Linked DNA regions of Homo sapiens: region 1 is linked to region 2. Evidence: read pairs that join two places in POLR2A ChIA-PET (ENCODE). Cell type or tissue: OCI-LY7. All regions are shown on one strand. Each heading gives the region's core, and the rest is flanking DNA. Links, peaks and the distances in the headings are about the cores only. Region 1 holds the start of PARP6 (poly(ADP-ribose) polymerase family member 6). Region 2 overlaps THSD4 (thrombospondin type 1 domain containing 4).

Region 1 (16,072 bases), core at 4,837-12,836, 540 kb before region 2:
CCTCTGATCTGATAACATGTCAGATAGTAAAAGATGTGGGGGTGGGGGTGGAGGGCTCCTCCTTCATAACAGTTTCTAAGAAAACTTGTTCCCACCTGTTCTTCTGTCTTCGACTCATTTTTGGAGGGAATGGGAATGAAACATAGATCTGGCAGTAATATTACCAGGTAAGGTGTGATGGACATCCACAAATATTTTCCAACCGAGGGAAGAACCAGAGGGTGTATGTGCACCAGCACAATGCTGACACCTAGAGTGACCACCCTAGACACAAATAGAGACACACAGTACCCGCACCCTCAAACTAATATTCACATGGAAGCAGAGAGTCCCCTCAGGCTAGGTGCTAAGCACTGTGCTACGTGTCGGGGCTCAGGTATGTTCAAAGTACTCAGAGTTAAGGGGAAAGAGAGACAAATAATCCAGTTACAATGGAGGGCCATAGAAGGTCTGTGCTAGCAAGAATGAGAGTACCTAGTTCAGACTTTATTGGTGGGGGAGGTCTGTGAAATACTTTCTGAAGGAGATTAAGAAGGGGAAAAGTCTTCAAGGATGAACTGGGACATTTGGACAAAGCCATTTAGACAGCTGCATCATTTTGAAAAATTATCTTTATTACCAAGAAATAATAATAATTACCATTTATTCAGTACCTGTTATATGGCAGATAATGGGCACAAGATAAGACCCTTTTCCCGTTCCTAACTCTACCCTGAACCTTACCATTACCAAGTCATGTCAAGACACTTGAACCAAAATGACATTTAAAATATCTGGCTTCATACTTTAGAGTATGGGCTAAGGACTGGCAGACTGTGTGATTCCAAAGCTTCAGGGTTTGACATGGTCTAGATCAGGGGTTGGCAAACTATGGCTTGTGGGCCAAATCTGGCCTGTGGCCTATTTTTGTATGAACTACCAAACTAATAATTTTTTTTACATTTTTGAAGGGTCGTCAAAACAAAACAAGAAAGTGAAACGGAGACCACATATGGCCCACACAGCCTAAAATATCTATCTATCTTGTCCTTTAGACAAAAAGTTTGCTGACCCCTGGTAAGATCATGGAAGACTTATATAATGTCTGATGAGCTTGAACAATATGGTGTTTGTGTCTCTCTGTGTGCATGTATTAGTCTGGACCTTTTCAGTTGCAAGTGTCAAAAACCCAACTCAAACATGTTTAGGCCAATTGGAAATTAATTGATTTACATAACTGATAAATCAAAGCATGTATCTGCCTTGAAGCATGGCTGGATCTAGGGGTTCAAAGGATGATGTCTCCATCTCTTGGCTCTGCTTCCTTCCATATGTTGGCCTCATTAGTTCTAGTTCTAAAATCCCAGGGAGGACTTTGGCCAGCTTTGGACACATGCCCACCACTAGGATAGAAGAGTAGGCCACCATAATTGACAACTTCATCAGGACTGTGTGGAAGGGGAGAAATGGGTCCCTAAGGAAGAGATGATGGGCAGATAAATGAAATGCACCCACTATATCCCACCCTTTATTGCATCCACCTATACTTTTCTTGACAAACATACAATTTCAAAAATGTGCCTGCCTGACAATGCAATAATCATAGACCCAACAAAAACCACATTCACCTATTTCCCAAGGGGAGATAAAACAGAATTACATCCAGTTGCTTTATTGAGTCCTCAGTCCAGGGTCCCTTGGTGATGGGCAATTCTTGCTCAGGTCTGGATATGACTTCTTAAGATTTTGCCATCTATAGGTAAAAGATAAACTTAGCTACCCCATACTTGCCCTATAACCAATGTGAAATAAGGAGAAAAAGAAGATCACAATTTGTTTTAAAGAGATGGGGCCTTGCTAATGCTGTCCAGGCTGGACCTGAACTGCTGGGCTCAAGCAATTCTCCTGCCTCAGCCTCCTGAGAAGCTGGGAATACAAATACACACCACTGAATAATTTTTAATTCTTTTTTTTTAAATTAAGATGGGGTCTTGCTATGTTGCCCAGGCTAGATTTGAACTCCTAGGCTCAACTGATCCTCTCACCTCAGCCTCCTGACTAGCTGGGACTACAGGTGCATGTCACTGCACCTCGCTATAACAGTTATTTAAAAACCTTCCATTTGGAATAGGGAGAAGAGAATACAATGGTCACTAATCTACAGCATATAACACATCCTTCTGGACAGTGGAGTGAATTTCTTGGCCAACAAAACCTATTGTTTTTGGTCCTTTCCACTGGGACATATCTCCTTTGTCCATTGTTGTTTATGGACATCCCTGAGAGGATGGACCTTTGGAACTGAAGCATCCCACTTCCCTTTTGACATGGTTTTGAGTTATTTATTGAGACAGTCTTCCTCTGTTGCCCAGGCTGGAGTGCAGTGGCGTGATCTCAGCTCACTACAACCTCTGCCTCCTGGGTTCAAGTGATTCTCATGCCTCAGCCTCCTGAGTAGCTGGGATTACAAATGCCCACCACCACACCTGGCTAATTTTTATATTTTTAGTAGAGACAGGGTTTCGCCATGTTGGTCGGGCTGGTCTTGAACTCCTGGCCTCAAGTGGTACATCTCCCTTGACCTCCCAAAGTGCTGGGATTACAGGTGTGAGCCACCGTGCCCAGCCAGTTTTGGATTTAAAGATTGACGTAGAGATTAAGCATTCCCAGATCTTTGTTTGTCAGTTGTGAGGATTCTCTGATTCGTGGGCTTTCTTTGAGCTGGTAACCATCATGAGGAATCCTTGATAATGTCCTGCTCCATGAGTTTCAATCCTAGCTCATGTGATTTCTTCGTCTTAGCAAGAGGTCACACTTTAGCCATTCCCCTACCTCTCAGCTTTGTGGCTTCCATAATGGTCTGTCTATAGTGGTAAGTCAACCTTAATCTGCTCACTACCCCCAAAGAGAGATTACTCATTCAACACTTGGCTGACTCACGCTCCAGTGACCTTGGTCTTGACCAGATATTCAAAATACCTGAGCAGTACTGGCTCCTAGGCCTCAAGCCCCAAGGAGATGCATAGGACAGGATGGAAGCAACCAGTCAAGCACTCTTGGACCAGCAACCTGCAGCTTGCTCTACTCCTCCAACTCTGGCCATGGCCCATTATTACATTGAGGCCACACAATCGAAAGACTCCTCAGGGGAGTCTCTCAGTTGACACTGAATTTTGGGGGCCCTCTTACAACCTCTAGAACTTAGGGGCTCTGGGCAGAGTCTTCAGCCTCCAGCAGATCCCCTAGAATGAATTTCTCTCGCTGGATGCAATCTGGGTGTCTTGGATGTAGGGAGAAAAGTCCTCTGGTCTGAGATAGGACTGGTGACCTCTGACCTTGAAGCAGCTCTGGTTCTGCTATGTCCTCTGACCAGACCTGGGGGCTCACCCTGGCCTCAGTGGAGCAGAACATGCATGTAATACCTTCCAAAAGAGGGTGCTATGATGTGGAGATCACAGAATCTCACTTGATCCTTTCCAGCTTGGGCTGTAATCTTTGAGCAGCCACTGTCCTGATTGCACTTGCCTCCATCATGACATAGCCAAACCCAGCAGGGACTCACAGGCTGTTTCTGGCCTCTGAGCCTCATTCATGGCCAGTATATTTGCACAATTATGTTACACAGCCCTGTATTATTTGGAAGAAACTGCATGAGTTCAGGGAGCTAAGAGGCAATGTGGGCCATTCAGCTGCCCTTCTAGCCTGCAGCCCGAGCCAGCTGGGATCTGCAAAGAGGTGGCCAAGTCTGTGCCAAGTACAAACTAAGAAGGGGCAGAGGGCCACTCTTTGTCTCCCTAGCCCCAACTCCAGACACAGCTATTATGGCAACCTCTGCCCTCTAGAAGCCTGGGCTGACCAAAGCCTTTAGCTGGCCATCTGTAGAGGGGACTTTGAACTTCCAGACTCTGGCCTCCTGCCCTCTAGTTACCTAAAAGCACAGAAACTCAGAAGGCAGAACAGGCCACAAGCCTGGGTCTGGCTTTTCCCAAGGGATATCTTAGGTGACCAGCAAAAAATGCAAGAGAGTAAAGAGAAAGCCTGTGGAATGAGCCTCAGCCTCCTGGGGAGTAGTCCCGAGATGGCCTGACCCAGTGACCTGACACTGGATTCCCGAGAGGAAGCCAGCAGTCTGGGCTGGATTCCCTGCATTTGAGTGGGAAAACTCAGCTGTGTCCTCAGGACCTTTATGTTATATGGGGACTTAATGTAGAGATGGGGGCTTTGATTTTATCTCCATATCTTAACCCAAGTCTCTAGAAAGCAGACCCTGAGGCAAGTGCTGACATTTTGCAGGGAGGTGGAAGTCCAGGATGGTGAAAGGGAGAAGAGACGAAGGCAATGCAAGATGACGCAGTACTGTGCCGGCCGCCACTTCATATGAGCTATTAGGAGAGAGCACGTCCCTTGTCAGGCTTGTTTGCCAAGCACATGGTGTTTGAAAGGAGAAATGGCACCTTGGAGCAGTTCACCAAGGGGAGATATGAGAGGGAATTAATGCTTCTGTTCCACTCTCTTCTCCTGTTTTCTGTTGGCCAAGATTCCACCCCACAAGGAGCTAACTCCCCTGCACTTCTCAGTTGCATCATTTGCTCCCTGGATGGCTGTTGGGAAGTCAGCTCCCATGGTCTGCTGTATGGCATTTCTACTATAGACATGGAAGTAGAAGGGCTACTTAGCACAGGCAGGGTGCCAACCAAGAGACAGAAAGAAGGAGGTGGCTAGGGAATCCAAGAAAGTGCATGAAGTTCGTGCCCAAGACATCCAATTCTCTCCCACAGGATTCACAGCCAAAGTCCCCAGGCACCAGAACCCCCAACACTGTCTGAATTCCAAGCCAAATACATCTTACTTAATTTGGAGGGGTGAAAAGGGAAGCATTCAGGTATAGCTTGAAGGATCAGGATTCTCCCTTTTTTCTCTGGAACTTCCCAGACCCTAAACTCACTCCAATATCTCCTACTGGATTTTCTACCTCTAGGCCTTTGTTCTTATTCACTTTAGTTTGGGGGAAAGGATTTGGCCTTTATAGTCGACAAGATGCATGATTATCTGACCTTTAGCACCCTGGATTGCTGGTCAAAAGCAGAAAAGGCGGCCGGGCGAGGTGGCTCATGCCTGTAATCCCATCAGTTTGGGAGGCCAAGGCGGGCAGATCACCTGAGGTCAGGAGTTCCAGACCAGCCTGACCAACATAGTGAAAACCCGTCTCTAGTAAAAATACAAAAATTAGCCAGGCGTGGTGGTGTGTGCCTGTAATCCCAGCTACTCAGGAGGCTGAGGCAGGAGAATCGCTTGAACCCGGGAGGCGGAGGTTGCAGTGAGCCAAGATTGCGCCATTGCACTCCAGCCTCCAGCCTGGGTGACAGAGGGAGACTCTGTCTCAAAAAAAAAAAAAAAAAAAAAAAAGCAGAAAAGTCAACTCTAAACAAAGCTGTATACTGTTCTGATTCTGCCAGCATGGAGGAAAGTCAAACTGGAGGACCTTATTGAAAATCTCAAGAAGAGGTCAACATACTCCAACATCCAAACTTTTTTTTTTCCAGTGCATCCCAGAAATCTCCACTTTGATGGATACATGACTTGAATCTCAAGATAAAATAGATGATCATTTAACCAGCTGGTTTGATACCAAATAGCAGGGGTTTCCAGTTCCCCAGCCAAGTGGGGATCTCCACTGCCTCAACTTCACTTCAGTGCCATCAATTCCATACCTCATTCCATTTCTGTATTAGGTCTGATTTAGTAGCAAGTTATAGGAACCAAGACAAACCAGCTTAAGCAAGATGAGAACTGAGAAATGCGGTGGTATTACTGACCTCAGGCAAGGCTCATCTCAGGGGCTCAAACAATGTCATCAGGTCTCTCTCATTCCATTTCTCAGAGCTCTGCTTCTCTTTATGCCTTGGCCCCATTCTCTGCCCTGTGGCAGGGAGAGCTGGGTGCCAGCAGCTTCAATCTCATATCCTCTTAGCACATTAACCTCAAAAGCAAGAGAGCTTTGAGCAGAAGATTATGATTGGCTTTGCTTAGGTCACAAACCCACACCTGAACTAATCACTTTGGTCAGGATGATGGAGTCCTTTGCCTGGCCTGATGGGTCATGCATCCATTTGTGTGGGGTAGAAGGGGGCAGGAGGTAGCATTGTGATTGTCAGCTCCACTAAGTACTAATACTTACAAAGTATAAAAGTATGCAGCCGGGCTCGGTGGCTCATGCCTGTAATCCCAGCACTTTGGGAGGTTGAGGCAGGTGGATCACCTGAGGTTGGGAGTTCGAGACCAGCCTGACCAACATGGAGAAACTCTGTCTCTAATAAAAATACAAAGTTAGCTGGGCATGGTGTCACATGCCTGTAATGCCCAGCTACTTGGGAGGCTGAGGCAGGAGAATCACCTGAACCCAGGAGGCGGAGGGTGCAGTGAGCCGAGATCGAGCCATTGCACTCCAGCCTGGGCAGCAAGAGCGAAACTCCATCTCAAACAAAAACAAAGTATGTCCTGCATGGCCTATAAGAATGTATAATCTGGCCAGGCTGGAGTGTAGGATGCATGTGAGGGGCTGGTGAGAGTCAAATAGGGTTATATCTATAGAAAGGGTGTATTTATCCTGAGAGTAGTAGAGAGACATTGAAGGGTTTTATTTTTATCTTATTTTATTTTTTGAGATGGAGTCTTGCTCTTTCACCCAGGCTGGAGTGCAATGGTGCGATCTCAGCTCACTGCAACCTCCACCTCCCAGGTTCAAGTGGTTCTCCTGCCTTAGCCTCCTGAGTAGCTGGGATTACAGGTGTCTGCCACCATGCCCGGCTAATTTTTGTATTTTTAGTAGAGACGGGGTTTCACCATGTTGGCCAGGCTGGTCTCGAAGCCTAACCTCAAGTGATCCACCCGCCTTGGCCTCCCAAAGTGTTAGGATTACAAGCATGAGCCACTGGGCCCAGCCTATTGAAGGGTTTTAATAGAGGAGTGACATGATCAGATTTGAGTTTTAGAAAGATCCCCTAAGCAGCTAAGTGGAGAATAGATTGCAGGAGTAGATACTGGATAAGGAGTCTATTAGGAGGCGAATGCGATAGTTCTGGTAGGGAGGAATAGGAATATAAAGGAGGGATTGATTTAAGATGTATTAATTTGCTCGCACTTGTAATCCTAGCACTTTGGGAGGTCGAGGTGGGAGGATAACTTTAGGCCAGGAGTTTGAGACCAGCCTGGGCCACATATTGAGACCCTGTCTACTACTCCCCAGGAGGCTGAGGCTCATTCCACAGGCTTTTTAGTTTCTTGCATTTTCTGCTCAGCACCTAAGATATCCCTTGGGAAAAGCCAGACCCAGGCGTGTGGCCTGTTCTGCCTTCTGAGTCTCTGTGCTTTTAGGCAGCTAGAGGGCAGGAGGCCAGAGTTTGGAAAGAAAGAAAAAGAAGAAGAAGATGTATTAAGATGTAAAATTTAGAGTTTATGAGGTAAAATTGGTTCCATTTAAATAAGGATGGGAGAAGTCTAAGATGCTTTCTTCTCAGGGTTCAGTCTGAATAAGTCATAGGTGAGATTTACTAAGTTAGGAACATGAAAGAAATACAGTGAGAAGATGTTTGCCTATGTGACATCCAAGTGGAGCTGTCCAAAAGACAACTTGACCAAAGTTAACTTGAAACTCAAGAAGTACAGGATGGAAGCCAGGCGCGGTGGCTCACGCCTGTAATCCCAGCACTTTGGGAGGCCGAGGTGGGTGGATCACAAGGTCAAGAGATTGAGACCATCCTGGCCAATGTGGTGAAACCCCGTCTCTACTAAAAATACAAAAATTAGCCAGGCGTGGTGGCGTGCATCTGTAGTCTCAGCTACTCAGGAGGCTGAGGCAGGAGAATCGCTTGAACCTGGGAGGCAGAGGTTGCAGTGAGCCAAGATCACGCCACCACACTCCAGCCTGGCAACAGAGCGAGACTCCGTCAAAAAAAAAAAAAAAAGAAGAAGAAGTACAGGATGGAAATATAGATTTGGGAGTTCCAGTCTATAACTGTGTGTCACTCAGGTGGATTTAAATGAGACTTTTGTTGAAAGGGCACTAGGTGGGTCACGGGATTGCCAGGCAAAAGACCCAAGCTTGGAAAATAGGCAGGAACAATGAGAGGCCAGTCCACCACAGCACAGGCCAAATTCAGATGCCAGAACCAGCTCCACAAGACCACTGCTGCTGTCATCATTATTGGACATGGGATGTCACCACTACCAGTACCCACACCATGAAAGTCCCTGGGCATGGGGTAAAGCTGACCCTGCTCTCCTGTCACCATTGCCACTGGCATGAATTCTCTATGATTCTATTTCTCTGAGTCACTCCAGAAACTACATTTCTGGAAGATGCTTGGCCAGGCCAAGGTCACATGCCTCTGTCTTAGCTAGAGAGCTGGGAAAGCAAAGATTCAACCTTTTTAGTGTCTGTCATGAAAGATAGGCTCTGCTTACTTCTAAAACTTGTAACATAAGAAGGAGATTCTGTTTCTGGGCAACCCCAAATTATCAAGATCTCCTTCAAGTGGCCATGGAGGCCACAGGGAAGAGTAATAGGAGAAATGGATGTGGGCTGAACTGCTTTTCTACTTAAGTAGGGAATGAAGGAAAGGGAGTATAATAAGGATACTGTGAAGGAGTCATATGAGGTGTAGCAAGAAACTGGAAGAGTGTAGCCCATAAGAGCCAACAGAGGAAAGGGTTGCAGGGGCAGGATGATCAACAATGCCAAATGACACCATGCAGTCAACTGCAGGGGCAAGATGATTGACAATGCCAAATGACACCATGCAGTCAACTGCAGGGGCAAGATGATTGACAATGCCAAATGACACCATGCAGTCAACTGCAGGGGCAAGATGATTGACAATGCCAAATGACACCATGCAGTCAACTGCAGGGGCAAGATGATTGACAATGCCAAATGACACCATGCAGTCAACTGCAGGGGCAAGATGATTGACAATGCCAAATGACACTGTGTGGTCATATAAATGAAGCCTGAAAATTCCCAATGGATTTGTCCATTTGTAAGTCATGTGTCACTTTGGTGAAAGTATTTTCAGTAGAAATTTTGGGGAGAGGTCAGATGACACCAGATTTAAGGAACAACTGAAGACAAGAAAGTGGAGAGGGGGAGTATAGGCTACTCCTAGAAGTTTGGTTAAAGGCAAGAAAAATCAGTAGCATGGCATATAGGATTCAAATTGGATTTTCTTTTTACGGTTGGGCTAGTTGATCAAGCTTATATACTGAGATCAACGAGTAGGGGAGAGGAAAAAGTTGAATATAAATGAAAGAGAGAGGTAAGGAGCAAATTTCCCAAGGAGGCAAAAAGGAATGAAATACAGATCACAGTGAAAGGACTAACTTTGTATTTGAAGAGAGCCCTCTCCACTTCTGAAACAGAAAGGATGGGAGAGATTCAAATGTTTGGAGGGGACAGAAAATTGAGGCAGTTCCCCCGTGGCCTTTTATTTATTTATTTATTTTTAAAGAGATGGGGAGTCTCGCTCCATTGCTGAGGCTGGAGTGCAGTGGCATAACCACAGTTCACTGTAGCCTTGAACTCCTGGGCTCCAGAGATCCTCCTGCCTCAGCCACCCAAGTACCTGGCACCCAGAGCCTTTATTTTTTCTGTGAAGCAGAATGGGGGATGGTGGGAGAGGCTGACATGGGAAGGGTTGCTGGGTACACTGAGGACTCTGCTGAGGAGACAATGAATTTGTAGGAGCTCTGTACTGAGTGCACATTAAGTTAGCTTAAGCCATTTATTCTAGATAAAAACTGACTCCTAGTCCCTCAAGATCAGAGGGCCTCAGAAAGTGCCTTGGGCAGGGTATAGTGGCTCACACCTGTAATCCCAGTACTTTGGGAGGACAAGATGGAGGACTGCTTGGGCCCAGGAGTTCAAGATCAGCCTGGGCAACATAGGGAGACCCCATCTCTGCAAAAAAAAATTAATTAGCCAGATATGTTAGTGCATGCTTAAGCCTTGGAGGCTGCAGTAAGCTATGATCACACCACTGTACTCCAGCCTGAGTAACACAGTGAGACCCTGTCTCAAAAAAAAAAAAAAAAAAAAAAGAAGGAAGGAAGGGAGGGGTGCCTGGGAAGCTGCCAGAAAGCAGAGAGTAGTCTCACCATTTCTGGTCTCTGCCTCTCCATGCTTCATTCTGTGTCCCCAGATGGTCTTTTTCCTTTTCTCATTCATCATAGTAGGTGGGAGGTAGATGTACCATAGCTCCTAAGTCTATGTCTCTTTTGCTTAAGAAACCAGTCCAGTTAGAATCATAATCTGTCAGCTCTAATCCCAGATTTTCAGGAGAACATCTGTTTAACACAGCTTAGACCAGGAATCCACTCACAGTTCAATAAACTGCAGCTAAAGTGCTAGAGGTCACACAAGACGAACATGGCCCTGGGGCCTGTGGATCCATAGTGTGGGTGTGGAAACGATAATTCCCACAGAATAGGGTTCATGGGCTAGACTAACCTAAATGGTGTCCACTCACAAGCTTAAGTGTGCAGGATTGGATGACTTCCTTTATCCTGGTTTAGGATGGGAGAGTAGAGAAGGTAGATAGCTGGCATGACCCAGGAGTGTGATTTTTACAGAGTAAGTGCAAGCATATTAACAAAGATGTGATTAAAATGACTGACCAAGGATGTGGACTGGGTAGGAAAAGAGGTGAAGCCTGGAAGATACTGGTAAACTATGAGGTGGCTGAGATTCATGATGAATAGAAGAGCTAGTGGTGGTATGCTGGAAAGGGGGAATCCTAAAGGTTATTGAATACTGGAGTTGGACTTGTCACTCATGGGCACAGTGCTTATGTTCAAACACTCCCATACATACTTGGTTCTCAAAAGCTATTACGGGGCCCTTGATGGTGAGTTGTTTTAGAGAGCAGGCCTGACTCCTTCCCCTACCACTCTGAACTTCCGCACTCTGAAACCGAGGTTATATTGATCCCTCACTTTTTTCAGTTACTATAAGCAGTAGATGTAACAAACTCACACCGAGACGGTGTTGTGGCCCAGGCTGAGTGGCAAGGTGAGCAGAGGGGGACATCAAAAGGGGAAGGAGTTAGAAAGGAGAGGCTGAGAATGTGCAAATGTAAATCAACCAACAACAAAAAGTTAACTGGGAAACTTCTGAGGCCAGCTTAGGAGGGATAGACATGACGTGTTTATATCATTCAGGGCCAAAGCCTTCTTTGTGTGTACTGTGTCCAGCTACAAAGAGGGAGTGAGGAAACAGAGTAGGTCTAAGATAAGCCTTTTCCCATTAGTGTTGATGGAAAAGAGGGTCACGTGGAAGCCCCAAGACTAATAAGGATGAAGGAGATCTGGCCATGTCTAGGGTTAATAACCACAATAACCACAATTACAGCTTCCATGTATGAACTACTTCCTAGTCCCAAGTACTCTGCTGGTTACTTTACATGGATTAGTTGGAATCGTATGAAATTGAAGGTATCTGACTGTTTATAAACTGCAAAAATAGCAATTTCCTACGGTTCAACCTAACACTATCTCAGTTCATCCTCACCACAACGGCTCCGTGAAACACATATTACTGTCTCCACCTCAAAGAGGAGAAATCAGATTCACAAAGTGAAAGTCATCGCTTAAGGCTGCACCATCAATAAGTGCCGAACCCAAGCTTCAGACCCAGATTGACTAGAAGGCCAGGGTGCTCTCCATCACGCTGCAGCTACCGGGGAACAAATGAGTTAAATGCCAGAATTTTTAAAAGCCCGAGGTGTTCGACTTCCATTGTCGAACCAGAGAATCCTGCAGTCAGCAAGGCCTCAGGACTTCCCTCAGTCTCTACCTGCCGGCCCCAACCTCCGGCGAGGGGACTCCCTCCCGGCCTACAGGCAACCTGGGTTGCCCTTCCTGCTTGTTCCTCCCAACCACTCGGGGCGCTAAATGCAAGTATTCTCCTTTGGAAGGCTCCCCGCACTCCCCCAGAGTCCCTCTTCCTTCTCCACTGCCTCCCCTACCCACGGCGCAGGCGCCACCCCCCACTCCGCACCCTTTCCCGACTAGCGACCGCCGCGCAGGCGTCTCAAGGCTGGCGTCGGCTGCTGAGGCGCGCCCAGGAGCAGGCCGTCAGGCTGTTGGTCAGGAGCGGGCCACGTGCCATCGTGTCACCGCGCGAGCGTGCGCAGAGTGGCTGAGCGCGCCCGTGACGGAACGACGAGGCGTGGGGTGCGCGACCTCGCCCGCCAGGCCCGGCCCCCGCCCCTTGGCCTGCCGCTCCGCCCCCGCGGGGCGTCCCGGGCCGCTCGTCCCGTCGGCTGCGGCCGCGCGCGGCCCGGGGTCGCCGTGAGTACTCGCCAGGCTGGCCTGTGTGGCCGCCACCACGGGCACAGGGCGGTGCGGCCGGGCCACGGGAAGGGTGCGGGGCTCGCCCCGTCTCCGCAGGGGTGGACGAAGTGAGAGGCTTGGACCGGGAGGTTCTGAGGGCCCCTCCTAGGCTGGACAGGCTTCACTCAGGCCCGGCGGCCGGGCGGCATAGATCGGGCCCAGAGCGTCTTTCCTGGGGAGGCAGGTGTTGGGTGTTTTTGGGGTCTTCAGGGGAGCCCCGGAGAACAGGTGTAACTGCTTCCCCGGGAGAGGCCTCAGGGCCTGTCCTGGAAGCACGGGTGCCAGAGAGTGTTTTCGCGGGGCAGCCGTGTCCTCTCTCCCTGCGGGGTGCCCGAGATAGCGCTAACCTGCGGGAGTCGCCCCTCAGTGATTCTTCCTAGTAGTCTTTGTTTAGTGGCCTACTCCTGAGAAGGGAGCACACGGGATGGAGTGGAGTAACCTCCTCCAGGACCACAAAGCCGGGAGCCCAACCCACAATTTAAACATTGAGCTCTGAAGCTGCTTTGACTAGACGTGAAGTTGTCACACCTAGAGAAGCGCCCATGGACCTAGGGAAAGACCTTTGTGATCCAGACTTGAGGCTCATTTACATTTGACTTATTCTCGTGGAAACTCATAAAGCGTTCTATATTAGCCGCTGAGTTTTAACACCTTCTCTGGACACTCATCATATAGTCTATTTTTGGCCCAACTTCTTTTGAAAGGGCCCATTCTTTACCTCATTTAGATAAATCAGATAGGTCTTTCTTGCTTACTTCATTAACAACTCAATTAATTATAACCACATCACATGAAGATTAGATGTAATTAGGACCTGTCCAATGTCTTTACATCCCAGTCCTTCTGTACTCCTAACCTTAAGCAAATTGGTCGACCTCTGTAGGTCTAAGTATTCTGTGTGTAACATGAAAGCTTTGAATTAGGCCACGTTTCCGGCTAATTTTTTAAAAAGTGTTTGTGATCCTGTGAATTCCATAACCCACCACCTTCCTTTTCCAACTCTTCACCTTTTAAATCCACTTTCCATCTCTCCAGAGGAAAGGGCATTGAGAGTAGAGGAAGCAAGTCCCTTTCACTAAAGCAGCCTGGTTTGAAAAAGCCGGTAATCTCTGAACTGTCTCTTGCTTGAACAAGAAAAACTCCCTCTGAAATACCTTTTTCTCCTTGTGATAGCAACAGAAACCAAGCAGCAACAGCCCTTGGAAAGAGGCTAAATTTTTCTTGACTTCTGCAGCAACAAAGACCGTGAAAAGTTGGCACTTCTGGCCTAACGCTGCCGTCATCCTACCCCTCACCCCAGGGCAACCCAGGCTGGACATTTAGTGCCTCCCTCTTTATTCCTCTGTGATCATCCAGATCAGCACTTGACTGTTTATTTTCAAATCTCACGAACCTCACCCCAAGATCTTCACATTCTGGATCTCAGCTGCTCTTGAAGGTGAAGTTTTGCTTTTTAAAATCATTTTTTTGTGTGATTTTTGTCTATGTGTAGAAACATGCAGGTTATTGTATATATCTCCCATTTGACTTAAGTATCCAGCAGAGGGTTCATTCATTTATTCTCTCATTCAAGAAATGTGTTAAGGGACTAAGAATGTAGACTGAAAGCAGTCAAAGCCTCTGCCACCAGAGGTTACATTCTGATAAACATTTTATATGTTAGAACATGGTAAGTGGAAAAAAATAAAGCTGGGAAGGGAGATAGAGAGTGCTAGTGTGTGGGTGTTGAGTTGTTTCTGTTTTAATAAATAGGATGGTCAAGGTGGCCTTTGAGCAGAGATCTGGAAGAGTGAAGGAACAAGCCATGTGGATATCTGGGTGGAAAGCATTCCAAGAAAGGGGAACAGCAGGGACAAAGGCTCTATGGCGGGAATATGCTTGGGAATATGGTGGGAAGATGAAGGCCCTATAGTGGGAATATGCTTGATGAGTTTGAAGAACAGTAATGAGGCAATTGTGGAGTGTTGGTTAATCTTCCTGTTAACATTTAGACTTGACTTTGAGGACAGCCCATTAGAGTAGCTTCTGATTTTTTTTTTAAACTTTTTATTTTGAAACTTTTCAACTTTACACAAAAGTAGGGAGGTAGGGATTACCAGAAAACCATCATGTACGTCACATAGCTTCACCAGTAATCAACATTTTGCTATTTGCTGTATTTATTTCATCTGTTATCCTCCCTCCTTTTTTTATGTGTGTGCCAGGGTAGTATTTTAAACAAATCTCAGTAATCGGGTCATTCCATCTCTAAGAACTTTAGTTATACTTTCCGTTTGCATGTTGTTTCTGAAGGATCAGGCAACACTATGAGCTGGAAGACTCCTATGCTGGCTCTGCTCTGGCATGGTGTCTTTTGTCCCCATCCTGGCTTAGTTACCAGACTTAAGTTGGTATCTAAGGAATGAACCACAGGTCCTTAGAACACACAAGGATCTAGAACTAGAACAGTGGTTCTCAAATTTTATGCATCAGAACAACTTGGAGCGTGTGTTAAAACACAGATTACTGGGTCCAATTTCTGGAATTTCTTTTTTTCTTTTTCTTTTTTTTTTTTTTTTTTTGAGACAGAGTTTTGCTGTTGCCCCCCAGGCTGGAGTGCAATGGCGCAGTCTTGGCTCACTGCAACCTCTGCCTCCGTAGGTCAAGTGATTCTCCTGCCTCAGCCTCCTGAGTAGCTGGGATTACAGGCGTGCACCACCATGCCTTGCTAATGTTTTTATTTTAGTGGAGAAGGAGTTTCACCATGTTGGCCATGCTGGTCTCGAACTCCTGACCTCAGGTGTCCTGCCCACCTGGGCCTCACAAAGTGCTAGGATTACAGGCATGAGCCTCAGTGCCTGGCCATTTCTGGAGTTTCTAATTCAGTAGGTCTTAGGAGGAGTCTGAGAATTTGCATTTCTAACAAGTTCCTAGATGATACTGATGCTGTAGGTCCACCAACCCCAGTCAGAGAATCACTAATCTGGAAACCTGACATTCAGTAGAACTGTATTAGAGACCTGCCAGGCACAGTGGCTCACATCTGTAATCCCAACACTTTGGGAGGCCGAGGCGGGTGGATCACCTGAGGTCAGGAGTTCGAGACCAGCCTGGCCAACCTGGTGAAACCCCGTCTCTACTAAAAATACAAAAATTAGCTGGGCATGGTGGCGGGCGCCTATAATCCCAGCTACGTGGGAGGCTGAGACAGGAGAATTGCTTGAACCCGGGAGGCAGAGGTTGCAGTGAGCCGAGATCGCACCATTGCACTCCAGCCTGGGCGACACAGCGAAACTCTGTCAGAAAACAAAAAAAGAAGAAGAAGAAGAACTGTGTTAGAGACCAAGAACACCTCTGTTTGAGGTTGGAGTAGCTTCAGCTGCGATGTGTGCAAAGCCAGTGACTTGCTGGTCTAGAGAGCAACAGAAAGCTTTTTTAGCCTGCTTTTAGGGTAGATTTGCCATCTTCAGCCATTAAAGCCTTCATAATTTCACAGATGAGTTTTTTGTTTTGTTTTGTTTTTCTGCTATATGTGGAGGTTTTAATGGAGCTAAAAGTTGCTGGTATAGGATTAGGAGTCTGTGGGATTAGAAGCGAGCAGGGAATTGTGTATGAAAGGGCTCTGGGTTAAGTAAAAGTTTTTCTAAGCAATTTTTGGGATAATTATTGCATTTTTCTTTGGGAAGCAGGTTCCAAGATGACTTTAGGGCATTATTTTGGCAATGAC
Region 2 (12,470 bases), core at 4,156-12,155:
AACTGTGGGGGTGCAAAGAAGAGCCTGCCCTAAAAGGAATCAATAATCTATTTGTGGACACGGTCTAAATATGCTCAAAGGCAGATACAAAGCATCTTCATTATAGTTCAAGATAACAAAAGAGAGATTCCCTAGGCAGGGGAATGATTATAGAAGGAACACAAATAGTAACTTTTCTAAAGTTCTCTGGAAGCGTCAAAGAGAAAGTGTCCTAAATGGGCCAAGCTTCGTTCTAGAGAAAGAATTGGGTTTGGGTAGATATGTGCATGTATATTTTGGAGGGAGGAGGCTGTCTAGGTCATTAAACTGGAATGAAAGTACCTGCCTGACAAACTAGCCTGCTACACCAGGTACATTTAAGGGATAGGTTGAAGCACAGAAGTAGAAGATTCAAGAAAGGGCGGAAGAGCAGCTGCCTCCCCCTTTGGCAAGCGTCTTTCATGTTCTTCTAATAAAGTACCCATCCAATGGTATTTCAGTGATCTGAGCATTTGTCTACTTCCCATGAGACCGTGAGCTTCTGAGGGACAGGGCTACTTCTTAATCTCTGTAGCCCCAGTACCTAGGAGAGTAGCAGGGGCTCAATAAATGACCGTGTTGAATGAATGTTTGAATGGTGTTGAATGAATGTTTATAACTGTTTTAGGTTTTTTGTTTTACTTTCATTGGATTAATAAGGATACATCTATTTTCGATAAAAAGCCAGAATTTGTTAAATGGAATGTCTAGGTGTCAATTAAAAAAAAAAAAAAAAAAAAAAAAGCTGATTCAATTCTGCCTTCCTTTCTCTGCTGCCACCTGGTGGCAACACTGAGCTATTATTAATGGACGTTTATAACGTGAGAAATGTAACCCCTGAACCTGAACCAACCACGGGAAGATGCTTCTTCACAAATAACTGTCTTCCCCACAGTCCAGGCCAGTATACAACTCCTGCCGGGAAGAACACTATACTTTATTCTACAACTCTGTCTTATCTCTGTTGCTAATTGGCCAGGCATTCATATTTTCTGAAGTTCCAACTCCTTACAATTTTAACTGCAACATAGGGGCTATCTTTTAACATAAACATCTTAATATTTCATCAGTCATGAAAGTGTTTCAGTGGTTTTTCAAGCTCATCTTGTATGACACACTGACCCAGAGGGTAGTAAGAAACTTGACAGTTTGCAAGACAGTGTTGAATCTGAAACGATCATTTGTTTAAATTACCCTGGTAGTAAAAATTTACAGTGTGGCTATAACTTGAGACCATTATTTAAAATAACGTTCCAATTAAGCACAATTATTGGCTGAGTAAAAGGCAGTACTGACTGTAAAGTTAATGGGATGCAAAGAACTTTTGTGGAATTAAAGTTTGTCCAGCTACAGATCTCCTTCCATTAAATAGAACAGATTTTTAATTAAATTCAACAAACATTAAGTACACTGTGCAGTTATAAAGGTGAATACATGGTTCACAGCTTGCAGTGGGACCCGGCTATTAAGGGATTAAGTAAAGATCTTATTTAGCCTATTCCTTTTCCTTCAGACCATGCGGGTTTAGCTTTTCCACTTAGATGTTTGTGGATAGGAAAGCAAAAGGAACTATCTCAACCACTTGGCACTCAAATAAGGGAGAAATCAAATTTTTTTAATCAAAAGGATACAGGCTCCCATAGGAATGCTCTGTGTCTTGGGAAGATGGGTCCTGCTGGGGTTGTCCAGCACCTGGCCACTGCTTGTCTTCCCTTGACATTTTACGGCGTTTATGGACATTGTCCATGGTCCAGCTCCACGGAAATGAACTCAGAGGCCCTCTGGCTCTCTGAAGGTGGGAAAATGCCAGATCTACAAATCTTTTTTTATTTTTTTTGAGACAGAGTTTAGCTCTGTCACCCAGGCTGGAGTGAAGTGGCACGATCTCTGCTCACCACAACCTCCACCTCCCGGGTTCAAGTGATTCTCCTGCTTCAGCCTCTCAAGTAGCTGGGATTACAGGTGCCTGCCACTGCGCCTGGCTGATTTTTGTATTTTTAGTAGAGATGGGGTTTTGCCGTGTTGTCCAGGCTTGTCTTAAACTCCTGACCTCAGGTGATTTGCCCACCTCGGCCTCCCAAAGTACTGGGATTACAGGCATAAGCCACGGCGCCTGACCCATATCTACAACTCTTGAGTCTAGTGACCGCAGTGGTTTCCTTCTTTGGGTCAGTTTTAATATATTTAGAAAGGGAGACAGCACCTGGCCACCTCCCATTGTTCAAGATTGCAATTCAATTATTCCTCTATTTGCTAGCAAGCAGGAACAAGGTGGTGAGGTCAGGCACTGGCTGGGCTTCAGGCAGCAGGAAAACTATTCGAGATCAGTTCGGTTGCCTTATATGCGGACATGTTGATCAAAATAGAAATATGTCATGTTGAAGGGGGGAACTGTACACAGGTAATTAGCAGATAATAAATGAGGTCAGTGAATTCAGGGGCTAGTGTAGAGGTCAGTGGGACATTATGGAAGAGAGACAAAATAAAGAGCAAGAAAAAAGTAAATGACTTTAGACTTGGAACTCTAGGAATCAAATGAAACAAGCCAAGAGTTTGACAGAGGCCTGATCAATGGCTGTGTGAGTATGGACCACTCTTGGATGCCAGCAACAGGGCCCTTCCCTGAGATGGTGATATCATGATGCTGGAAGCACTTAGACAAAGGGAAATTTGACCATGAAAAGCACAGAACTGTGTGGTGTGGTTAGCTCCACCAGGGAGGACTGGAGAAGGGTTTAGGCGAGGGTATGTGAGAAAATACACAATGGGATCACAAGGGGAACAGACTTATTCTGTGCATAAGTGACTTGGACAATGCCGGGAGGCTTGGGATTTCCTGGTCACTTGCCATGACTGCTGACGACCATTAGATGTGCTCTGCATCTGTGCCTCCGCATTGCCTCACCTACCCTGCATGTCTGGTGCCATCACCGCCTGGGACAGAGCAAAGGAGAGGCCTCCACGGGCCGCTGCCACTTGTCACTTGAAAGAAAAAGGAACTAGGATTGCCAGAGAAGGGAGGGATGAGAAACAACACATCCCTAGGTTTGCTTTATTTCCAAGGCACCTCTTCAGTATCTCTTGGGCCTGAGAACTGGTGCCATTTACTGGGTAAAGAAGAGCTAGACATGTCGCCTCAGACATTCTGAGTGGCAGATGCCGAGTGTGTGTGTGTGTGTGTGTGTGTGTGTGTGTGTGTGTGTGTGTACATGCACACATGGGTGTATATGGGCTAAATATTGAAAATGGGTCCTGTGCATGCTCAGTCCCATACCTCACACTCTTGTGAATTTCTGTGTGTGTGTTTCTGCAATGCAAAGGACAGAAGATTAAACAAAATCATATGGAAATCTAGAGAAAGAGATTGTTCAGTTTTTTTGTTTTGTTTTGTTTTGTTTTGAGACGGAGTCTTGCTCTGTTGCCCAGGCTGGAGTGCAGTGGCATGATCTTGGCTCATTGCAACCTCCGCCTCCTGGGTTCAAGCAATTGTCCTGCCTCAGCCTCCCGAGTAGCTGGGATTACATGCATGCATCACCATGCCCAGATAATTTTTGTATTTTTGGTGAGGACAGGGTTTTTTGCCACGTTGGCCAGGCTGCTCTTGAACTCCTGACCTCAAGTGATACACCTGCCTTGGCCTCCCAAAATGCTTCGATTACAGGTATGAGCCACCATGCCCGGCCGCTTATTCAATTTCTAACAGGTAAATCCACATTCTTTATGCTATGTTGACAGAACATGGGAAAAGGCAGTAATAGACTTGTATATCTAGGATACAATAAAGATGTAAAATCTACCCTTATGTCTTTTCTAGTAGCTCATATATTCCGCATTTGAAATGTGGTGATGATATAGTCACTTATTCAAAAAACACAGGAGTGCCTACTGTGTGCTTGGTATGATGCCTGGTGCAGAAGTTGCAAAGTGTATATTCATGGAGACAGCCAAGCCAAGCAGGGCTGGGACAGAAATGTGTCCTGAATTGCTGTGAGGTCCCAAGGATGAAATGCCTACCTGTTCTTTGCAGAATCAGGAAGGCTTTGCAGAAGAGGTGGTCTCAGAGCTTGGAGTACGAGCAGGACTTTGCTGGCCAGATACCAGAGTGTCGTAAAGGAGGGATACTAGCATATAGTGAGGTAGTAACAGTTATGTTTTGCCTTCAGTCTATCAAAACCTTGCTTTCTTTAAATTTCAACTCCATACCTCAGTGTGGATGACACAGCGTGCGGATGGGTTGTGGGGGCAAAAACTGGAACATTTGGTTATGAGTTTGCTCCATTAGAGAGACCGTGGGAGCGTCTGGAGGAGACACAGGGAACCAGCACATGCATTTGCCCTCATCTCATCCTGCTCACAACACAAGGCCTATGGGCTCCGGACAGGGTGAAAGAGAATCTTCTCCACATGGCACCCTTTGTTGAAAACCACGCAGTGACAGCTTTCATCCTTTTTATGACTTTCCCTATTTTCACCTAGTTCTGAGTGTATCTGGTTCCTTTGATGGGCATCACACATTACCTAAAGGTAGAATATTTCAATAATAATACATTTTGATTTCGGGTTCCTATATCAATTATGTTACATACTGCTTACCTCTATAATATCACAGAGTCTCACCAAAATGGTTTTGGCCTTAATGCAAAAATATTTCTAGCTTTCTGACTCTGTCAAGACATATTTTATATGCATTTAATTTTTCCTCACAAAGTATATAAAAGAAGTTGGTCCAATGAATCTGCAGTCCAGATTCTTTGCACATTTATTAAGTATAAGCATAATAAAATTTGCACAATAAAACCTCTATAAATCAACACTCCAGTTACCAAATCATTATGGAACTGCAGAGGTTCCAGGCAGGAAAAGCTCCAGCCCCCAAGAAGAACCAAAGACCTAAATTCTATTCTCAAAAGCCACTAAGCCAATGCTCTTATGAAAAAGATAAAAACTTTAGAAGCTGTCATGAGATTTTTCAGTGTGCTAATTTTGTGAGAGGTTCCAAACTTTGTACTCTTAGATACCAGTATCAAAAGAAAAGAAAAGAAAGGAAAAGAAAAAAAAAAAGCAAAGCAAAGCAAAGCAAAAAAAAAAAACCACCCCAAACCAATGCTCTGGGACATCACACAGTTCCCCAGTTTGCAGAGATTCCTGGGGGATACAGCCTTCCTGTTTCTTTAGCAACCTCCCCTCAAAGAAGAGCTGTTTCAGGGGATAAAATAGGACTTTACTACAAACAGGAGGCTATTATCATATATATGAAGGAAATTATAACTACACAGTTCATAGGTGTATCTTTGCAATGAGTCAGCTTGAAACAGAAGCAGCATTGATTTCCAATCTGGTATGGAATGTCAGATAAAGGGTTTCTGGACAGCACATTCCACATGTATCTTAACTTTGGAGTTTTCAAGGAAACGGGACCCTGGGTCCACTTCATCATCCTGATGTGACCCCTGTAACACTGCCATGTCTTGCTTTCAGCCTATCACAACCCTACTTTATTTAAATTTCACCTAAACTGTATCCTCCCAAATCCTACAACTCTATCTTTTCTTTTGTTTGGAGAGACGCCCCATGCTTCCTCCGGTGTGTGGACTCCCTTGTGGTGAGGGGTCAATAAAGCTGACTTTGTTGGGCTTCAGGTTTGTCCCTGGTGGTCCTAGCTGATCAGGTTGGAATAATGAATGAATACAGGGTTGGGATTTTACCGGGATAGTATGGGAGCTGTGAGTGTTGGTCAGTGTAAAAGCCAGCTAACACGCCAAGCCTGCAAAGTTTTGTTTTTTTTTTTTTTTTCTGAAATCCTGAGATTTGAGAATGAGTTTCAACTGGGATTTGTGTAAGTCTTCCACAACCCTGACTTGGAGATTAAATTTTAGATCTTGAAGTACATGAGTGTATTCCGTTTATTAATGAATATATGTGCACAGCAGGCCTGAGTTGCTCAAACCCTGCACATGCCAAAGACAGGCCCTTGACCAGCTCCTGAGAGAGAACCTCTAAGCCCTTGGAATATGCCACCTGATAAGAGTGTTTTTTTATGCTGAGGTCTTGGGCCACGCAGTATTGGTTTGGCTTCTGGGATGGTAAAGGGAGAGTAGCTAGTGTCACTCATGTGGGAGCTGCATACCTAGACGAGAGACCCCAGTAAAAACCCTGGACACCAAATCTTGGGTGAGCATCTCTGGTTGGCAGTACTTGGCATGTGTTCTCAGCCTCTGAATTACACCATTTCTGAGAGAATTAAGTGCATCCCTGTGTGACTCTGCTGGAGGCAACACCTGGAAGCTGGCGCCTGGCATCTCCAGGACTTTGCCAACACACCTTTTCCTTTATTAACTCGAATCCCTATCCTTTGACTGTGATGAATTGTAACAGCTCTTCTGGGTCTCGTAAGCCCTTTGAGCCAATCATTAAACCTGAGGGTGGTGTTGAGGGCCCCAATGCAATCTGTCACACCCATGAGCCATCTCATAGACAGGCTCACAGAGGTGAGGGTTTGCCATTTCCCTTGGGCCAGGGGCCCCCAATCGACACCAGTCCATGGCCTGTTAGGAACCAGGTCGCACAGCAGGAGGTGACTGGTGGGTGGGCGAGATCAGTGGTGGCGTTACATTCTCATAGGAGCGTGAACCCTATTGTGAACTGTGCAGGCAAGGGATCTAGGTTGCATGCTCCTTATGAGACTCTAACTAATGCCTGATGATCTGCGATAGGGCAGTTTCACCCAGAAACCATCCCCCAACCCCGCCACCATCCATGGAGAAATCGTCTTCCACGAAACCAGTCCCTGGTGCCAAAAAAGCCGGGGACCGCTGCCTTGGGCCACCCACACACTCCTTGCTTAGGGTTCTGCAGGGATCCACCCGTCCCCCACACAGGCTCACCTTTCCCACAGGTCGTGGAACATTCTGTTGTCCCAAGCTGCTTCCAGTTGTGATCCCGGCTGCGCCGTGGGGGCTGCGGTGCTGGTGGCACCAAGTTGTCCGGTCGATGGGGAGAAAATCTGTCTGGATGCCTGACTGGGAAGGTCTGTGCCGATTCTGAGGTGAACATCTCAGGGGCCTCCCCACGCAAGTCTTCCTTCTCCTCGTTCCTCCCTTTCTGTTCTCCCTCCTCCTGGCTCCTGCCTTCTGTCACCATCTGGCCATTGAAGGGTTCCCCTAGGAGAGGTGAGCGTGCACACACAGAATCAGGATCAGTTTAGACCCTGAGTTGTAAAGAGGAAATTGCTTCGACATTAGAGACTGTGTAGCATGAGATCGTTTCTAAGTCACAGCACATAAGCACATCTGTTTAAAATAAGCAGACACCTACTAGTGCTTTCCCTCACATGCAAAGCACTTTTGAAAATCAATAAGACAAAGACGAACACTGCAGTAGGAACAGGAATTGTGAGCCATAGACAGTTCACATAAAAAGAAACACAAACAGCCAAAACCCATACAAAAATCCTCAACTTTACTCATAATTCCATAAATACACATGAAAAGAACACCACCACCTAACACCAAAGATTGGAAAGTTTGGAAACCCTTAAATCCCTAAACTCCTTTTGAAGGTGCAGGAAAACACACTTCCAGTCACTATGGATGAGCCTGCAAATAGATCCATGGTTTTGGAGGGAAATCTGGCATTATTTATCCAAATTTGAAATGCACATACCCTTTGACCTAGCAATTCAGTTTCTATCACATCTGTTCCGCAAATATTTTCTTGTACATAAATCTGAATATACAGGTATGGTTACTGAGGTATTATTTGAAATAGCAAACAGACACAAATGTTCACCAGTGGTACTGGTTAAACTACGTTATGCTACAAGTACAAAATGGAATACTATGTGAGTTTTGAAAAGAATGCAGCAAATATAACGTTCCGACATGAAGAAATGACAATATTGTTTGGTGAAAGAAAAAAGCAGAACACACACACATACACACAGGTGTGGCAGGTCACTTTTTGAGATACTAATTTGTGTGTGATTTACTATCTTTATTCCTCCACTTCCTCCTCCGGTTTGAAAGAGTAGCCAAGTCCTTAGATGTTATTGCTTTGTTTTTGTGCAGGACAGAAAACAAAAGCTGCTAGAAGTCAACAGCTTTCCCTTCCAAGAGTGCAAAGCCTAGGCTTTCATTAAGGGTAAAGTGGATGTCCCTGAGGGGCCAGCCCAGAGAGAGGAGGAGGGCACATTTTGAGAGAGAGAGAAAGAGAGAGAGGAGAGAGAGACAGTGGCAGAGAGCAAGGGAGAGAGAGAGCAAGTGAGAGAGAGACAGAGAGACAGAGACAGAGACCAAGAGAGCAAGAGAGACAGAGAAACAGAGTAAGAAAGAGAGACAGCGAGAGAGAGAGACAGAGAGCAAGAGAGACAGAGACACAGATAGAGAGAGCAAGACAGAGACACAGAGACAGAGAGTGAGAGAGACAGAGAGGGCAAGAGAGACAGAGAGCAAGAGAGAGACAAAGACAGCAAGAGAGCGAGACAGTCAGAGAGCGAGAGAGACAGAGTGCGAGAGAGACAGAAACAGAGAGCAAGAGAGCAAGACAGAGAGTCAGAGATAGAGAGCAAGAGAGAGACACAGACAGAGAGCAGGAGAGACAGAGAGCGAGAGAGACAGAGTGTGAGACAGAGACAGAGAGCAAGAGAGATGGAGAGAGAGCAAGAGAGAGACAGAGACAGCAACAGAGAGACAGAGAGCAAGAGAGAGACAGAGTGTGAGAGAGACAGAGACAGAGAGCAAGAGAGACGGAGAGAGAGCAAGAGAGAGACAGAGACAGCAACAGAGAGACAGAGAGCAAGAGAGAGACAGAGAGCAAGAGAGAGACAGAGAGATAGAGACAGAAAGCAAGAGAGCAGGAGAGACAGAGAAGAGAGACAGACAGAGAGCAAGAGAGACAGAGAGGGACAGAGACAGAGAGCAAGAGAGAGAGACAGACAGCAAGAGAGACAGAGAGATAGAGACAGAAAGTGAGAGAGACAGAGAGCAAGAGAGACAGAGAGAGACAGAGAGACAGAGACAGAAAGCAACAGAGCAGGAGAGACAGAGAGCGAAAGAGACAGAGAGCAAGAGAGACAGAGAGATAGAGACAGAAAGCAAGAGAGCAGGAGAGACAGAGACAGAGAAGAAGACAGACAGAGAGCAAGAGAGACAGGGACAGTGACAGAAAGCAAGAGAGACAGAGAGCAAGAGAGACAGAGACAGAGACAGAAAGTGAGAGAGACAGAGAACGAGAGAGAGACAGAGAGCAAGAGAGACAGCAAGAGAGAGAAACAGAGAGCAAGAGAGACAGAGAGCAAGAGAGAGAGAGAGAAACAGAGAGTGCGAGAGAGACAGAGAGCAATAAAGAGAGAGCAAAAGAGAGGGAGATGGTAAGAGAGACAGAGAGGGACAGACAGAGAGCAAGACAGAGAGCTAGTGAGAAAGAGAGAGAGAGAGAGAGAGTGAGAAAGAGAGAGAGAGGTTTTCAAGATGGAGGAGAGGTAGGAGTCTGGAGTCTTGGGTTTCCTGAGTGCCATGGATCCTTAGGTGTACCAGACAATGTCCAGTGTCCCAGGAGGAAGCCACCCCTGCAGCGGGAGAGGGGGCCTGGCTGCCAGCCTCACCAGCTTCCTGTGCCCCCCATGCAGACTGGAAGGAGCAGAGCCCTAACCTGAAGGCCCCATGAGGCTGCTCCCGGTGGCACCTCAGCGGAATTAGTGTGGACAGACCACCAGGGGGGTCTAGCCAATGTTTTGGCTTGTCTAAGACTCTAGATCTTTCCTTATATCTGGAGTGAGAATATGTGTGTGTGTGTGTCTGTGTGTGTGTGTGTGTAACCCCCAAGCAGACTGCGATTGAATTATCTACTGGTTTCAAAGAAGGGTGAAGTTGAGGTCAGATTTAAACTGACTAATGGAAAATAATAATATGCAATATTCCTTGCACATCTGAGATTGTAGATGATGATTCAAATGGCTGGAAACATGTTTGTGTATGCATAGAAAAGGGCTAGGCAAAATCCCACCAAAGGGTTAGACTCCCTCTGGGAAGGGCATGGGGTTGGGAGCTGTGGACTTTTTTTTTTTTTAATAGGCTTTTTTTTTTTTTTAGAGCAGTTTTAGGTTCACAGCAAAAGTGAGTAGAAGTACAGAGTTCCCACACACCTCCTCCCACCACACAGGCACAGGGTCCCTTACTACCATCATCCCACATCAGACTGGTACATGTGTAACTGATGACCCTACACGGACATGTCATTATTGCTTAGAGTTCATAGTCCATACGAGGGTTCACACTTGGGGGTGCACATTCTGTGGGTCTGGACAAGTGCACAGTGACATGCATCCGCCAGTGTAATATCACACAGAGTAGTTTCACCGCCCTGAAATCCTCCCTGTTCCACCTTTTCATCCCTCTGTCCTCCCAGCCCCTGGCAACCACTGACCTTTTTACTGTCTCCATAGTTTTAACTTTTCTAGAATGTCATATAGTTGGAATCAAACAATAGGTAGTCTTTTCAGAGTGGCCTCTTTCACTTAGTAATATGCATGGAAGGTTTCTCCATGTCTCTTTGTGACGTGATGGCTCATTTATTTCTAGCCCTAAATAATATTCCATTAGTTTTTGTCTATCCACCTACTGAAGGACTTCTTGGTTGCTTCCAAGTTTTGGCAATTATGTGGCAGTTGCTTTTGACTGTATATATTTCTATTTTGACTGAATATTGTTCAAGTATGTCTCATTTTAATAGAAAATAAGGAGGCAAATTCTAGGGTTACTGTAGAACACAGTTAAAACTACAAGGGGGCTGGGTGAGGTGGCTCATGCCTGTAATCCCAACGTTTTGGGAGGCTGAGGCAGGAGGATTGCTTGAGCCCAGGAGTTCAAGACCAGCCTGGGCAACATAGCGAGACCCCATTTCAGCAATAACAACAACAACAACAACAACAACAACAACAACAATTAGGGCTTTCTCAGCAATTTTTTTTTTTTTTTTTTTTTTTGGAGACAGAGTCTCACTCTGTCACCCAGGCTGGAGTGCAGGAGGCTCACTGCACCCTGTGTCTCCTGGGTTCAAGTGATTCTCGTGTCTTAGTCTCTTGAGTACCTGGGATTACAGGTGAGTGCCACCACATCCAGCTGCTTTTTGTACTTTTAGCAGAGATGGGGTTTTGCCATTTTGTCCAGGCTGGTCTCGAACTCCTGGGCTCAAGCAATCTGCCCACCTCGGCTTCCAAACGTGCTGGGATCACAGGCGTGATCCACTGCACCAGACCTCTCAGCTTTTTTGCCAGGGCTTTCTTACTTAGTTGGTTATTATGCTTCATGGTTTAAAATATGACATGCAAATATGACCAACAAAATCAGGACCAGGCATGTTGACATAAATGAGAACTGTCCAAGATGTTGTTGGACAAAAAAATTTAAGAAGTCTTTTCAGTGCCTTGTTCTGGGCTCTATGCTAGGATGGACAACTAATTTATTCAATCTCTTCCCATGTCCTCTCCCCTGCCAAAAACCACCTTATAGGGTTTTTCTTCTATTTTGTAGACTGGGTGTGTGTTCAGAGAGGTTGCTGACCCGCCTGAGGGTGCACAGCAAAAAGGTGCAGAGCTGGATTCCAACTCTGCCTCCAGACTCCATTGACATGGAAGAGGAAGCCTGGTGACAATGCCCCTGCTTACCAACTTTTTACAGGTGACCCCTCCAGGCCTGCCCTGTCCCAGGGAGCTGATCCCAGAACCCCCATGCTATTCATGAGCTGAGCCCCATCAGGCCTGACAGAAATCATCATCATCCTGATAGATTTCAAATAGTCTGTCTGATTATCCCTGTAAACCAGCAATGGACCCCAGAAATCTTACCCAAACTTGGTTTCTCAAACTGTGGATTGCTTCTGGACATGACATAAAAATTCTCTGTTGTGCTGAGTTTGCTGACTTGGAGTTTGGACAACACACCCACCCCATGTTCTGGGGATGCACCCAGCTGTTGTCCTCCCCAGTCTGTAGCAATCAGATAACCTGGTTATCCCGTCCAAAGTTCAGAGAAGAATGGATGGGGCGGGTTTGGCACTTGTGCCTTTATTTCCTCCTAGGGTAGGGATTGGACCAAGTAACCTCTCAGTGATATAACAAGCACAAAGTATGGTCACACAGGCCCTCCTCAGGTCACTGCCCAGGTGTGAGATCAGGACAATTATTAACTTACTCTTCCTAAGCTTCCATTTCCTTACTCTTAAAATAAGGCTAATAATAGTACTTCCCTCCAAGTACCTCCCTCTGTCATGAGAATTCAAAGAACTAATCTACGCAAAGAGCTCAGCACAGCAGTTTCTAAGCCCTTGCACACAGCAAGGACTCAATGTGTGTGAGCTATAATTACCATGAATACTTCTGCAGACCTTCCTATTTTAAGGAAGGAAAAGACTGCCTGCATTTGGGTGGTGGGCTCCATCATCCTCCGGTAGAGAAA

Evidence for each region. ChIA-PET counts read pairs that join two places held together with the same protein. Peaks named below come from ENCODE experiments on the same cell type or tissue, not always from the same donor. Only the 100,000 strongest peaks of a DNase experiment are listed, where the experiment ranks them.
Region 1: POLR2A ChIA-PET joins it to region 2 with 8 read pairs; 2 of 35 experiments call an interaction of 5 or more read pairs at or near these places.

Annotation. Positions count from the first base shown.
Region 1 is chr15:72,268,755-72,284,826 of GRCh38, reverse strand. It overlaps PARP6 (poly(ADP-ribose) polymerase family member 6), which reads left to right and starts at 12,273. Exons shown (of 24, transcript NM_001323532.2): 1 at 12,273-12,434; 2 at 13,540-13,804. It overlaps LOC105370887 (a long non-coding RNA gene), which reads right to left and starts at 5,956. Exons shown (of 2, transcript XR_932440.3): 1 at 5,796-5,956; 2 at 1,636-1,732. It overlaps CELF6 (CUGBP Elav-like family member 6), which reads left to right. Exons shown (of 13, transcript NM_052840.5): 13 at 1-100. RefSeq lists enhancers at 11,771-11,860, 11,921-11,970 and a silencer at 12,111-12,530. In OCI-LY7, for the core only: a CTCF peak has its summit at 11,900; a DNase peak (open chromatin) is centred at 12,036; H3K4me3 peaks cover 1,820 bases; H3K27ac peaks cover 1,059 bases.
Region 2 is chr15:71,732,440-71,744,909 of GRCh38, reverse strand. It overlaps THSD4 (thrombospondin type 1 domain containing 4), which reads right to left. Exons shown (of 18, transcript NM_024817.3): 11 at 6,903-7,178. Among named protein-coding and RNA genes, the nearest start is that of THSD4-AS2, 47 kb to the right of the region's middle. In OCI-LY7, for the core only: no CTCF peak of the experiment used is centred there; a DNase peak (open chromatin) is centred at 8,029; H3K4me3 peaks cover 1,036 bases.